2 separate regions of the Mus musculus genome follow, and region 1 is linked to region 2. A link is a loop called in an ENCODE intact Hi-C map of the cell type or tissue named here. Cell type or tissue: left cerebral cortex. All regions are shown on one strand.

Region 1 (8,000 bases), 84 kb after region 2:
AATGATAGATATATAAGGTAATAAATATACAAACTATACCAAAAAATGATTAATCATCGTATGTATCTACATTATATTGGCAAATTATGCACTGTACCTCTATCTATAAAAATTATATTTTAACATTAATATTAATAGTGAAAAAACCAAAGCAGATTGTGGTTTTAAAAACAAAAAGTGGAGATTTTTTTAACAAAAAAACAGTTGAAAGGCCCTGTGTGAAAGATATCTTGAAAGACGGGGAGAATATGAACAAATATATTTAAATTTAAAAATTTAAGCAATAACCATATAATAATAATAATAATAATAATAATAATAATAATAATAATAGAAAAAAGTGTGCTGCCATATATTATGAGATTTCAATTAAGTTTGATGTAATTTTTCTGCCTAACTTCTCTGTAGCCCAGCTGTCTCGATAATTTCAGGCTCTATTCCCTGAAATTCTCTTTCCCAACATACTCATAAACCCTCCCAAACAAAATGTGAAAATCTTCCTTCCTTCCTTCCTTCCTTCCTTCCTTCCTTTCTTTCTTTCTTTCTTTCTTTCTTTCTTTCTTTCTTTCTTTCTTTCTTTCTTTCTGAAGTGTTAGTTTGGATGGCTGGTGTAGGATCATGAAACTCTAGAGACAGCCACACCCATATCATTGCTCCCAATGAGATATTTGCAAATCTTGTCACTTCTAAATTTAAAATGTAAAGCACAATACTAGATTATATTCCACAGCAGAGTTCCACAGATGTGAGAGAAGATTCTCTAAATCATAAAATGTTTCCTTGGATATAGGTGCTGTTGATGTGAAAGTTTTATAGGTCCATACCACATATTTGCAGCTTTTCCTCCACTATGTCACTTTCAAGGACAACAGTACTTCAGAAGCATGCATGCTAAAAAGTACACTCATATGCTCTCTCTGAGGCCCAGCAAATATAGTGGAGGGAATGGCAGAAAGAATCTAACAGCTTGAGCCTAGAAACTGGAAAATGATTGTGTGAAGTAAAGTCACATGGACAGAAGGGATTGACATGGTGTTCATGATTTGCTTTATTGTCCATGGCTGGAATATGGGGTTCCATAAAACTTGAAGGAATTCAGATATGATGTAGGAGAATCCTGTGGGAGGAGGGATAGCCACACATGGCTAGGACACTGTGTGTGGGACTCAATCTAGGCCTGGAGATTTGTGGAGCATATGTGAATAGGTTGTTAGGGAAAGTCACCTGGCCAGCCCTGGAGAAGACTGTAGGAAGTCTCAAGGTGCTTGGAGACCCTTATGGAAGAATAGAAGGAAGGATTGCAGTTCATAAGGGATAGGAATTTCATAGGAAGATTAATAGAATAAACGAACCTGGACACTTTGGGCTCTCAGAGTATGAACCAATAACCAAAGAACATACAGGGCTGGTAAAGATCAGTGAGTTTCAGAAATAAAATGTGTTTTTCAAAGGTATCTTGTCAAAGAGGTTAAGCAAATTCTACTTACTTATATCAAAGTGTACATTTACAGAGACACTTCAATTAAACTATCAAAGACAGTAACTATAATGTGCCTACATAGCATTGATATGATAAATCTTAATGTTCTTCATACACTACATAGCATTGATATGATACATCTTAATGTTCTTCATACCCTACTCTTCTGCATAATATTCCCTTCAAATCCAACTTGTAACTGTGTTTTGAAACAAAAATTCTTTTTGTCCTTGCTATAAGACATATTTTGGGGTAGGAGAGAGAGAGAGAGAGAGAGAGAGAGAGAGAGAGAGAGAGAGAGAGAGAGGAAGGCCTTGGAAAAACACACACAGGTACACACACGTACATACTGTAATGCTACTGTTCTTTGAGAAGCTTTTACTTCTCATATCAGGCTTCTTAACTCAGTGTTTTTAGAGTACTTTTTTTCTCACTTTATGAAATCTGACTTTAAAACCTTTTCTCTTCTTGAAACTAATTTCCCCATTAATGTTACATATTCAAGTTTTGCTTAGGTATATACCTCTGAAAATAAACTTCCCAGGCAGATTTCAGTGTGTTAAGGAGCTGTGATTCTAAGGCTACTGAAAGTTTCACTGTGGGACATAAGATCTGATAAACAATCAGTTTTCTTAATTTTTCAAGGAAATAAATGATCTGTGTAGTTTAGCTACATAATATATTATTGTATTATTTTAATAATGGAAATTAAACTGTTTAATGTACTCAAAGTCCAAAATGATAGATATATAATGTAATAAATATACAAACTATACCTAAAAATTATTATTCATCATATGTATCTACATTATATTGGCAAATTATACACTGTACCTCTATCTATAAAAATATATTTTTAAAATTAATATTTTAAGAAAAAACAACGCAGATTGTGGTTTTAAAAACAAAAGTGGATTTTTTTAACAAAATAATTTTTAAAAATGTATGCTTAGGAAATACAAAGGCTCTTATGTGAAAGATATATCTTGAAAGACAGGGAGAATATGATCAAATATAATAAAATTTAAAATTTTAAGCAACAAACATATAATAATAATAACAATAGAAAAAAGTATGCTGTCATATATTATGAGATTTCAATTAACTTTGATGTTATTTTTCTGCCTAACTTGTCTGTAGTCAAGCTGGTTTGATAATTTCAGGCTCTATTCCCTGAAATTCTCTTCCCTAACATACTCATAAACCCAGACAAAATGTTAACAGGCTCCAGAAGTGTTAGTTTGGATGGTCGGTGTAGGATCATGAAACTCTAGAGACAACAACTCCCATGTCATTGCTCCCAATAAGATATTTGCAAATCTTGTCACCTCTAAATTTAGAATGTAAAGCACAAGACTAGATTATGTTCCACAGCAGAGTTCCACAGATGTGAAAGAAGATTCTCTAAATCAGAAAATGTTTCCTTGGATATAGGTGCTGTTGATGTGAAAGTTTTACAGGTCCATACCACATATTTGCAGCTTTTCCTCCACTATGTCACTTTCAAGGACAACAGTACTTCAGAAGCATGCATCCTAAAAAGTACTCTCATATGCTCTCTCTGAGGCCCAGGAAATACAGTGGAAGGAATGGCAGAAAGAATCGAACAGCTTAAGCCTAGAAACTGGAAAATAATTGCATGAAGTAAAGTCACATGGACAGAAGGGATTGACATGGTGTTCATGATTTGCTTACTTTTCCATGGCTGGAATATGGGGTTCCATATAACTTGGAGGAATTCAGATATGATGTAGGAGAATCCTGTGGGACGAAGCATAGCCACACATGGCTAGGACACTGTGTGTGGGACTCAATCTAGGTCTGGAGATTTGTGGAGAATATGTGAATAGGTTGTTAGGGAAAGTCACCTGGCCAGCCCTGGAGAAGAATGTAGGAAGTCTCAAGGTGCTTGGAGACCCTTATGGAAGAATAGAAGGAAGGATTGCAGTTCATAAGGGATAGGAATTTTGTAGGAAGATTAATAGAATCAATGAACGTGGACACTTGGGGCTCTCAGAGTATGAACCAATAACCAAAGAATATACAGGGCTGGAGCTAGGCTTGTCTGCACATATGTAGCATATGTAGAGCTTGGACTTCATGTGGGTATTGAAGAGCAGCAACATGAACTATCCCAACAGCTGTTGCTTGTATGTAGGATATGTTCTTCTAGCTGGACTTTATTGTCTGGCCTCTGAGGGAGAGGAAATGCCTAGCCTCACGGAGACTTGAAATGCCAGGGTGGGGGATACCTAGGGGTCACCACCTGCTCAGAAGAGAAGGGGAGGAGGAATGGGGGAAGGATTGTAAGAGGTTGTGACAAAGAGGGGGTCAGTATGGATGATATAAACTGAATAATTAAAAGTAAAAATGTTATAAAAACACATATATCCAAATAATGTTTCATGTGATAAGAATAACGAGTATCTTCTTTATAATACTTAAAATGAAATAATGAAAGTCCTAACTCTGAACTTTTGAGGAAAATTGATATCAGAATGCTTTTATGAGTTTCTAAGGTTGCTTAAGGAAAAACATTAATGGGCTTTTAAGTTGTTTTTTTGTTTGTTGTTTCTCCTTTCAACCTGAATGTGGACACCTGTGTTTGATAACTGGAGGCTTTTTCATATAACTATATATTCCCCAATGACTTCATAAGTACTGTTAAACAATACGCAAACACTATCTTCTGCAATCTTCATCAAGGTTGATCTAAAAGCCAATGTGAGTTCATTATGCTCTAGAGACACATACTCATGTGTATTTTGCCCCTGTGAGATACATGTATAGCTCCTGGTTATATTATTATATTGGCAATATTATAAGACAAAATTCCATTTCACATCAGAGCTCTAGCTGTGGAGGGAGTAGAACAATATGCTTTCCAAGTTATGTATGTTAGGTCAGTGTTCTGGATAGGAAATATCACACAGCATTCTTTTTTAATCCTATTTTTCTGTTCCTAGGACAACAGTAAGTATTAAAAATATGTAAAAATATGTAGGCACAACTGTAAATGGACATAAAATACCAAGGTTTTTGTTTTGATTGATAGGTGCAAACAAAAAAGAGTAAAGTTAATATCTAAAAAGGTAAAGCAGCAGGTCCAGGGAGCTATGATTATTCATTTATAATATCACTCTTGACACATTGCTCTTCTTACAAACATGATGCATTAGAAAAGCCAGAATTCTACTCTACAGTCTTTTGATCTTGGAGTGATGGATTTATTCTAGAGGGAGACCATGTTTTAATTTTCTAATCTTTGAAATATTTTACAGGATCAGAAAACCCAGCTCACTTTAATTTCAGAAGGTTGTAGAACTATCAACATCCATTTAATATATCATTTACTAGGTTCCTAATCCTGAGAGAATCAACTTTCAGACATAAATATTATGAGCTGCTATTCAGAAGATACCAGGTAAAGATAAGCAAGCGTTGGAAATGTAGTGGCTATGACTTACATGATTTTGAATAGTTATCTTCCTACATACTTGCAAAAAATTACAGAATAATTTTAATATAAGTACGGGTAAATCCCATGAAGAGAAAGGATGATTTGCCTATTGGTTATTTAAATTAATAAGGTTTTATTATCTGATGCCTTGAATATAAGAGATTGTTAATGAAGAAAAATAAGTGTGCCTAAGATTTTCAAGTTGGACATAGGTCTCCATTCAGGAACCTCATATGAAATCATAATTTCATTTTCAGGTGTTACATGATCAATCACAGTAATGGTACAACAAGATGCACCTTGTAATATACTATATTTGAGGTTACACATTATGTAGAAAGAGCAAAGATAGCTATCCTTTAGTGTTTACCTTATTCTCCCTCAAACACAAATATAACAAACTTGTGTCGCAGTAATAGAAAATAGCAAAATGTGTAAAATAAAATAAAGTCCATTAGAAGTAATGAAAGCATTTAAAATAATTCTAATTTTGAAAAACTATGACCTTAGATTGTTAAATAAAGGAAAACTGTGATGTATTTAAACTTTACAATGAACAAGTTTCATACATCAGGAAGTTATTATTTAGTTCAAATTTAAAAGGAAAAAATGGAATGAAAGAGCTGAGCAACTTAGATATAAAACTGAGTACTCAAGAAGCAGCACCTAAAATTACTGCATAGCCACAGCTAGTGTGGTAAACTTGATGGAAGTGTTAGAGATGCAAACACAACAGATAGGGTTTGTTACTAACAAAAAGCAAAGAATAATTGCACGTACCTATATTGCACTTGTTTCAAAGATTCTGATGCACATCTCTGAAAATACATTTGTAAGATTTTTGGAAACAAAATAGTTCTTTGTGTGTTAATGAAAAAACTATTTCCAATTTCAAAAAAAAAAACTGAAATAAGACCTATATTTACAATAGCGATGCATATTGGAAGCAATAAAGTAAGTTTCCATTTGACCAATTACCAGGTAAGTAACTCTCTTTAGGTCATTCCCACCCAGAATTCAGATGAGATCATTTCACACTGTACAGGATGCTGACACATGAATAAGAGAATGTGAACATATTTAAAATCGCTTGCTGATGTCAAAATACTATATATATTTTTTTTATTTCATACTAGGAGTCTGTTATAATTTCCATATAAAAATGATGCAGAATATTTCAGAACTGTCAGAATTTATTCTTCTTGGGTTAACAGATGCACCATTCCTGCAAACTCCTTTATTTATCATCTTTACTCTCATTTACTTGACAACATTGTTTGGGAATCTTGGAATGATTTTGCTGATTCTGCTGGACTCCAGACTCCACACTCCCATGTACTTTTTCCTCAGTAACCTCTCTCTGGTGGACTGTGTTTATGCCTCAGCTGTCACCCCCAAAGTGATAGAAGGGTTTCTCACAGAAAATAAGATCATATCCTACAATGCATGTGCTGCCCAGATGTTTTTCTTTGTAGCCTTTGCTATTACTGAGTGTTTTATTCTGGCCTCAATGGCCTATGACCGTCATGCAGCAGTGTGCAAACCCTTGCATTACTCCACTACTATGACAACTACGATATGTGTCCTGCTTCTTGCTGGATCTTACTTGAGTGGACTCTTACAATCTTCCATCCATGTTTCCTTCACATTCCATCTTTCCTTCTGTCGTTCTAATGTAGTCAATCACTTTTTCTGTGATATCCCCCCACTATTAGCTCTTTCTTGCTCCAGTATTCACATAAATGAAATTATACTCTTCATGTTGGCAGGATTCAATGTTGTTTTTTCCCTATTGGTTATATTGACCTCTTACTTACTAATTTCTGTTGCAATTGTGAGAATGCGCTCTGCTGAGAGCAGGAAGAAGGCCATTTCCACCTGTGCATCCCACCTTACCACTGTTTCCATCTTCTATGGCACAATTATCTTCATGTACTTACAGCCTAGCTCCAATCACTCCATGGACACTGACAAGATGGCATCTGTTTTCTACACCATGGTCATTCCCATGCTGAACCCTCTTGTATATAGCCTGAGAAATAAAGAAGTCAAGAATGCAGTCAGGAAGGTTGCTGGAAAAGCATTGTTTTCACTGGGATTAGTCAATTAACTGTAAAGTGTATTGTAGTTCCGGGCATATTCTTTGTATGTATTTTCTGTGTGTTCCTTTTGGATTCTAACAATATACAGCTAATTTTGGATGTGTTATCATAGAAATCGGGTGATTTAATTTAAAAATCTAGACTGTAATCCCAGATAGTTGAATACCCAACACTGCACCACACTTCATGTGTTAACTGATGTTTTGTAATTATTTCCTCTGAATTGAGATATTGTTTGCTTGAGAGATTCAGGAGAATATAAGACTCAAGAAGTAAATAAATTACAATGCACAGATGTGTCAAAACTTTAAGATTCAGGATGCCAAAGAAACTTACTAGGTTCCTGAGCTCAGAACTTTATAAGAGTCACATAGGTTAGTCCATAGAACCATAATACCACACTAATGATAGAGACGAGTCTCTCAAACCACACTTCCTGAAAATTGCTTATTGGGTTATAGCAATTCATATTTTTACTGAGTGGCCACCCATTCTGGATGGACTTTCTAATAATGCATCTCTCTCAGATATACTCATTTTCTTGCAGTTAGCTTCTTACCCATACCCATGTAAAGTCATAACCATGACAAAACTCATTGTTTCAGCAAGAGAGACTTGCAACAAATTGTTTTATCTCTATGTTGTTGGAATGCTCTCTAGGTTGACTAGACATTTCTGTACATCTTATTCAGAAAACAGCTACTTTTATAGCAAACCATGACTAGGTAGATAAATACATCAACAGATACCAGAGTTATAGTGTAATTTTTTACATGTTTTATTAGTTTCTTGAAAGATCCAAACAATGTTTTGCAATATTCACTCCCTTTCAATTAACATTCCCTCCTTTTATACCCATCTATTTTTAAGCACATTAGTTTTCTCTGATTAAGATCAAATTTATGATTCTCAAATGATCATTGTTGTGTGAGCTTTTATGAAATATGGTCAACCTAGC
Region 2 (8,000 bases):
CTGGTGTAATTCAAATAGGTTTGCCTTTATATGCTACTTGGCCTTTTTTCCTTTATTGCTTTCAATATTCTGTCTTTATTTTGTGCCTTCTTTGTTCTGATTATAAAGTGTTGGGAGTAATTTCTTCTCTGGTCCAGTCTATATGTAATTCTGTGGATCTCTTGTATTTCATGTGCATTTCTTTCTTTAGGTTAGGGAAGATTTCTTCTATAATATTGTTGAAGGTATTAATGGGCCTTTAAGTTGAAAAATCTTCATTCTGATGTATACCTATTATCCTTAGGTTTGGTCTTCTCATTGTGTCCTGGATTTTCTGGATGTTTTGAATTAGGATCTTTTTGCATTTTGCATTTTCTTTGATTGTTATGTGCATGTTTTCTATAGAATCTTCTGCACCCCAGGTTCTCTCTTCCATCTCTTGCATTCTGTTGCTGATGCTCAAATCAATGGTTCCTGATTTCTTTCCTAGGATTTCTATCTCCAGAGTTGTCTCCCTTTAGGTTTTCTTCATTGTTTCTAATCCATTTTTAGATCTTGGATGGTTTTGTTCAATTCCATTACCTGATTGGTTGTGTCTTCCTGTAATTCTTTAAGGGTGTGTGTGTATGTGTGTGTGTGTGTGTGTGTGTGTGTTTCCTCTTAATGACTTCTACTAGTTTAGCAGTGTTTTCCTGTAATTCTTTAAGGGCTTCCACCTGTTTTGCAGTGTTCTCCTGTATTTCTTTAAGTGAGTTATTAATGCCCTTCTTAAAATCCTCTACCACCAGGGGTATCCAGGTCTCGCTGTGGTGGGCATACTGGGTTCTGATGATAATCTTGGTATCTGTTAGTAATACTTTTACACTTGTCTTTCACCATCTGTTAATCTCTGTTCTTAGTTGATATAGCTGTCTCTGGCTGGAGCGTGTTCCTCCTGTTTTTCTGTTAGCCTCTGTCAGCACTCCTGGGTAGTCCAACTCTCCCCTGAGTAACAGTGGTCAGAGCACTCTCTGCAGGTAAACTCTCCTATAGCAGGGAAAGTGTCCAGAACTCTGGAGCTCTGATCCACTTCCTGAGTCCTGGGGTCAGAGCCCTCCCCAGAGGCCCACTCTCCTCTGGCAGTGAAGGTGCCCTGGGGTCTGAGTCTCACCTCTGCCTCCTGGTTGAGGATAAAGGCCCAAAGGGACCCTGTCCAAGAAGCTTTGTTGCTTCTGCTGCCCATGTGATCACAAGGAATCCCAAGGTCCTGGGTGTGATAGGTGGTCTGTGGCATGGAGAGTCCTCTGGGGACCTTGGCGAGCTCCACTGGGTTCACAGGGAAGATGCCAGGGCTGGCCCTATCCAGGACGAATCCCAGCCTCTGATCAGAAGGGTTCCTTTGTCCTAGTTCCTGCTGGCACAAGACCCTCCAGGATTCTTTGGAACTGATTTTGCTTTCTACTCACCAGTGATCCCGAGGCCCTGGCTCTGCTAGATGCCCTGTGGAGTAGAGTCCTTTGGGGACTTTTGAATCTTCTGCGGGGTTCCTGTGCAAGATGGTGCACAGCTGGCCTCGACCATAATGAATCCTCATGACTTTTTAAAAGCTAATCCCACATGTCAATGATGTTTTCAATTACAAATACTTAATATAATGCATTTTCATTTTTCAAATCATGCTTTATTTATTTGGCATGCATGTGTGAGTCTCTCTCTCTCTGTCTCTCTCTGTCTCTTTGTGCGTGTGTGTGTGTGTGTGTGCGTGTGTGTATGTGTGTGTTTGTATGTTTATGTGCATAAGCAGTGTTTTCTCCAACCACTGTAGAATCTAACACCCTGGAACTATAAACCTAAACAAACTCTTTTCTCTATAATTTTTTTTTAGTCATGATGTTTTATCAAAGCAACAGAAAAGTGACTAATAACACTCATTTAAGGACTTATGGTAATGGGAGGAAAGATATGAATGAGGTAGGAGGCTACAGCTAAGATGTAATCTTCTTTTGCTGTGGAAAAAAGACAGGGAACATTGTTGGTAAGATCAATGAGTCTCAGATACAAAACATGTTTTTCAAAGGTATCTTGTCAAAGAGGTTAAGTAAACTACTTACTTATATCAAAGGGTACATTTACAGAGACACTTCAATTAAACTCTCAAAGACAGTAACTATAATGTGCCTACATAGCATTGATATGATACATCTTAATGTTCTTCATAGGCTACATAGCATTGATATGATACATCTTAATGTTCTGCATACCTTACTCTTCTGAATAATATTACTTTCAAATCCACCCTCTAACTGTGTTTACTGAAACAAAAATCCCTTTTGCCCTTGCAATAAGACATATTTTGGGGTAGGAGAGAGAGGGGGGGGGCTTGGAAGAACACACACACACACACACACACACACACACACACACACACACACACACTGTAATGCTACTGTTCTTTGAGAAGCTTTTACTTCTCATATCAGTCTTCTTAACTCAGTGTTCTTAGAGTACTTTTTTTTCTCTCTTTAAAATCTGACTTTAAATCATTTTCTCTTCTTAAAACTAATTTCTCTATTAATATTACATATCCAAGTTTTACTTAGGTATACATCTCTGAAAATAAACTTCCCAGGCAGATTTCAGTGTGTCAATGAGCTGTGATTCTAAGGCTACTGAAAGTTTCACTGTGGGACTTGAGATCTGATAAACAATCATTTCTCTTCATTTTTCAAGGAAATAAATGATCTGTGTGTTTAGCTACGTAATATATTATTGTATTATTTTAATAATGGAAATTAAACTGTTTAATGTTCTCAAAACCCAAAATGATAGATATATAAGGTAATAAATATACAAACTATACCTAAAAATGATTATTCATCATATGTGTCTACATTATATTGGCAAATTATACACTGTACCTCTATCTATAAAAATTATATTTTAATATTAATATTAATACTAATAATAAAAAACCAAAGCAGATTGTGGTTTTAAAAACAAGAGTGGAGATTTTTTTAACAACAACAAAAAAAAAAGTTGAAAAAAAATTTATGCTTCGGAAGTACAAAGGCCCTGTGTGAAAGATATCTTGAAAGATGGGGAGAATATGATCAAATATATTTACATTTAAAATTTTAAGCAATAACCATATAATAATAATAATAATAATAATAATAATAATAATAATAATAATAATAATGATAGAAAAAAGTGTGCTGCCATATATTATGAGATTTCAATTAAGTTTGATGTTATTTTTCTGCCTAACTTCTCTGTAGCCCAGCTGTCTTGATAATTTCAGGCTCTATTCCCTGAAATTCTCATTCCCAACATACTCACAAACCCTCCCAGACAAAATGTGAAAATCTTCCTTTCTTTCTTTCTTTCTTTCTTTCTTTCTTTCTTTCTTTCTTTCTTTCTTTCTTTCTTTCTTTCTTTCTTTCTTTCTCTCTGAAGTGTTAGTTTGGATGGCTGGTGTAGGATCATGAAACTCTAGAGACAGCCACTCCCATATCATTGTTCCCAATGAGATATTTGCAAATCTTGTCACTTCTAAATTTAAAATGTAAAGCACAAGACTAGATTATGTTCCACAGCAGAGTTCCACAGATGTGAAAGAAGATTCTCTAAATCATAAAATGTTTCCTTGGATATAGGTGTTGTTGATGTGAAAGTTGTATAGGTCCATACCACATATTTGCAGGTTTTCCTCCACTATGTCACTTTCAAGGACAACAGTACTTCAGAAGCATACATTCTAAAAAGTACACTCATATGCTCTCTCTGAGGCCCAGGAAATATAGTGGAGGGAATGGCAGAAAGAATCTAACAGCTTGAGCCTAGAAACTGGAAAATGATTGCATGAAGTAAAGTCACATGGACAGAAGGGATTGACATGGTATTCATGATTTGCTTACTTTTCCATGGCTGGAATATGGGGTTCCATATAACTTGAAGGAATTCAGATATGATGTAGGAGAATCCTGTGGGAGGAGGGATAGCCACACATGGCTAGGACACTGTGTGTGGGACTCAATCTAGGTCTGGAGATTTGTGGAGAATATGTGAATAGGTTGTTAGGGAAAGTCACCCGGCCAGCCCTGGAGAAGACTGTAGGAAGTCTCAAGGTGCTTGAAGACCCTTATGGAAGAATACAAGGAAGGATTGCAGTTCATAAGGGATAGGAATTTTGTAGGAATATTAATAGAATCAACTAACCTGGACACTTGGGGCTCTCAGAGTATGAACCAATAACCAAAGAACATACAGGGCTGGAGCTAGGCTTCTCTGCACATATGTAGCATATGTAGAGCTTGGACTTCATGTGGGTCTTGAAGAGCAGGAACATGAACTATCCCAACAGCTGTTGATTGTATGTAGGATGTGTTCTTCTAGCTGGGCGTTATTGCCTGGCCTCTGTGGGAGAGGAAATGCCTAGCCTCACGGAGACTTGAAATGGCAGGGTGGGGGATACCCAGTGGTCACCACCTGATCAGAAGAGAAGGGTAGGAGGAATGGGGGAAGGACTGTAAGAGGTTGTGACAAAAAGGGGGTCAGTATGCAGGATATAAACTGAATAATTAAAAGTAAAAAAATTAGAATGCATATATCCAAATAATGTTTTATGTGATAAGAATAACATGAGTATCTTCTTTATAATACTTAAAATGAAATAATAAAAGTCCTAACTTTGAACTTTTGAGGAAAATTGATATCAGAATGTTTGTATGAGTTGCTAAGGTTGCTTAAAGAAAAAAATAATGGGCTTTTAAGTTGTTTTTTGTTTGTTGTTTCTCTGTTCAACGTGAATGTGGACACCTGTGTGTGATAACTGGAGGCTTTTTCATATAAGTATATATTATCCAATGTCTTCATAAGTACTTTTAAACAATATGCAAACACTATCTTCTGCAATCTCCATCAAGGTTGATCTAAAAGCCAATATGAGCTCATTATGCTCTAGAGACACCTACTCATGTGTATTTCGCCCCTGTGAGATACAAGTATAGCTCCTGGTTATATTATTATATTGGCAATATTATAAGATAAAATTCCATTTCACAGCAGAGCTCTAGCTGTGGAGGGAGGAGAACAATATGATTTCCTAGTTATGTGTGTTAGGTCAGTGTTCTGGATAGGAGATATCACACAGCCTTCCGTTTTACTCCTATTTTTCTATTCTTAGGACAACAGTAAGTATTAAAATATGTAAATATATGTAGGCAAAACTGTAAATGGATATAAAATACCAAGTTATTTTTGTTTTGATTCATAGGTGCAATCAAAAAAGAGTAAATTTAATATCTATAAAGGTAAAGCAGCAGGTCCAGGGAGCCATGATTATTTATTTACTTATAATCTCACTCTTGACCCATTGCTCTACTTACAACCATGATGCATCAGAAAAGCCAGAATTCAACTCTAAATTCTTTTTGATCTTGAAGTGATGGTTTCATTCTAGAGGGAGACCATGTTCTAATTTTCTAATATTTAAAATATTCTACAGTATCAGAAAACCTCATCTCACTTTCAATTTCAGAAAGTTGTAGAACTTTCAACATCCATTTAATATATCATTTACTAGGTTCCTTTTCCTGAGAGTATCAACTTTCAGACATAAGTATTATGAGCTGCTATTCAGAAGACACGAGGTAAAGATAAGCAAAAATTGGAAAGGTAATGGCTGTGACTTACATGATTTTGAATAGTTATCATCCTACATACTTGCAAAAAATTACACATTCATTTTAATGTAAGTACAGGTATATCCCATGAAGAGAAAGGATGATTTTCCTATTGGTTATTTAAATGAATAAGGTCATAATATCTGATGCCATGAATATAAGAGATTATTAATGAAGAAAAATAAGTGTGCCTAAGATTTTCAAGTTGGAAGTAGGTCTCAATTCAGTAACCTCATATGAAATCACAGTTGTATTTTCAGGAGTTACATGATCCACCACGGTAGTGGTACAAAAAGATGCACCTTGTAATATACTGTATTTGAGGTTACACATTATGTAGAAAGAGCAAAGATAGCTATCCATTAGTGTTTACCTTATTCTCCCTCATACCCAAATATAACAAACTTGTGTGGCAGTAATAGAAAATAGCAAAAATGTGTAAAAGAAAATGAAGCTCATTAGAAGTAATGAAAGCATTTAAAATAATTCTAATTTTGAAAAACTATGACCTTAGATTGTTAAATAAATGACAACTGATATATTTAAACTTTATAATGAACATGTTTCATACATCAGGAAGTTATCATTTAGTTCAATTTTAAAAGGAAAAAATGTAATGAAAGAGCTTAGCAACTTAGATATAAAACTGAGTACTCATGAAGCAGCACCTAAAATTACTTCATAGCCACAGCTTGTATGGTAAACTTGATGGAAGTGTTAGAGATGGAAAACACAACAGATAGGGTTTGTTACTAACAAAAAACAAAGAATAATTGCACGTACCTATATTGTACTTGTTTCAAAGATTCTGATGCACATCTCAGAAAATACATTTGTAAGATTTTTGAAGACAAAATAGTTCTTTGTGTGTTAATGAAAAATCTATTTTCATTTACCAAAAAAAAAAAAAAAAAACAACCTGACAACCTGAAATAAGACCTATATTTACAATAGGGATGCATATTGAGAGCAATAAAGTAAGTTTCCATTTGACCCATTTCCAGGTAAATAACTTCCTTTAGGTCATTCCCACCCAGAATTCAGATGAGATCATTTCATACTGTACAGGATGCTGACACATGAATAAGACAATGTGAACATATTTAAAATCGCTTGCTGATGTCCAAATACAAAATTTTTTTTATTTCATCCTAGGAGTCTGTTATAATTTCCATAAAAAATGATGCAGAATATTTCAGAACTATCAGAATTTATTCTTGTTGGGTTAACAGATGCACCATTCCTGCAAACTCCTTTATTTATCATCTTTACTCTCATTTACTTGACAACATTGTTTGGGAATCTTGGGATGATAATGCTGATTCTGCTGGACTCCAGACTCCACACTCCCATGTACTTTTTCCTCAGTAACCTCTCTCTGGTGGACTGTGTTTATGCCTCAGCTGTCACCCCCAAGGTGATGGAAGGTTTTCTCACAGGAAATAAGATCATATCCTACAATGCATGTGCTGCCCAGATGTTCTTCTTTGTAGCCTTTGCTATTACTGAGAATTTTATCCTGGCCTCAATGGCCTATGACCGTCATGCAGCAGTGTGCAAACCTTTGCATTACTCCACTACTATGACAACTACGATATGTGTCTTGCTTCTTGTTGGATCTTACTTGAGTGGACTCTTACACTCTTCCATCCATGTTTCCTTCACATTCCATCTTTCCTTCTGTCGTTCTAATGTAGTCAATCACTTCTTCTGTGATATCCCCCCACTATTAGCTGTTTCTTGCTCCAGTATTCGCACAAATGAAATTATACTCTTCATGTTGGCAGGATTTGATGTGGCTTTTTCACTATTGGTTATATTGACCTCTTACTTACTAATTTCTGTTGCAATTGTGAGAATGCGCTCTGCTGAGAGCAGGAAGAAGGCCATTTCCACCTGTGCATCCCACCTTACCACTGTTTCCATCTTCTATGGAACAATTATCTTCATGTACTTACAGCCCAGCTCCAATCACTCCATGGACACTGACAAGATGGCATCTGTTTTCTACACCATGGTCATTCCCATGCTGAACCCTCTTGTATATAGCCTGAGAAATAAAGAAGTCAAGAATGCATTCAAGAAGGTTGCTGGAAAAGCAGTGCTTTCACTGGGATTAATCAATTAACTACAAAGTGTATTGTAGTTCCGGGCATATTCTTTATATGTATTTTCTGTGTATTCCTTTTAGATTCAGACAATATACAGCAAATGTTGGATATGTTATCATAGAAATTAGGGGCTTTAATTTAAAAAATTAGACTGTAATCCTAGATATTAGGATACCCAATACTGACCACACTTCATGTGTTATCTGCTGTTTAGTAAATATTTCCTCTGAATTGTGATATTGTTTGC

What was found. Hi-C counts contacts between places; a loop is a spot of excess contacts. Peaks named below come from ENCODE experiments on the same cell type or tissue, not always from the same donor. Only the 100,000 strongest peaks of a DNase experiment are listed, where the experiment ranks them.
Region 1: a loop joins it to region 2, with 36 times the contacts of the local background. A loop is called at or near these places in 11 of 42 quality-filtered maps.

Annotation. Positions count from the first base shown.
Region 1 is chr19:13,579,204-13,587,203 of GRCm38, forward strand. It overlaps Olfr1484 (olfactory receptor 1484), which reads left to right and starts at 6,103. Exons shown (of 1, transcript NM_146291.1): 1 at 6,103-7,050. The coding sequence starts at 6,103. The coding sequence ends at 7,050. In left cerebral cortex, no CTCF peak of the experiment used is centred here; no DNase peak of the experiment used is centred here.
Region 2 is chr19:13,495,523-13,503,522 of GRCm38, forward strand. It overlaps Olfr1477 (olfactory receptor 1477), which reads left to right and starts at 5,024. Exons shown (of 2, transcript NM_146696.2): 1 at 5,024-5,150; 2 at 6,798-7,770. The coding sequence starts at 6,823. The coding sequence ends at 7,770. In left cerebral cortex, no CTCF peak of the experiment used is centred here; no DNase peak of the experiment used is centred here.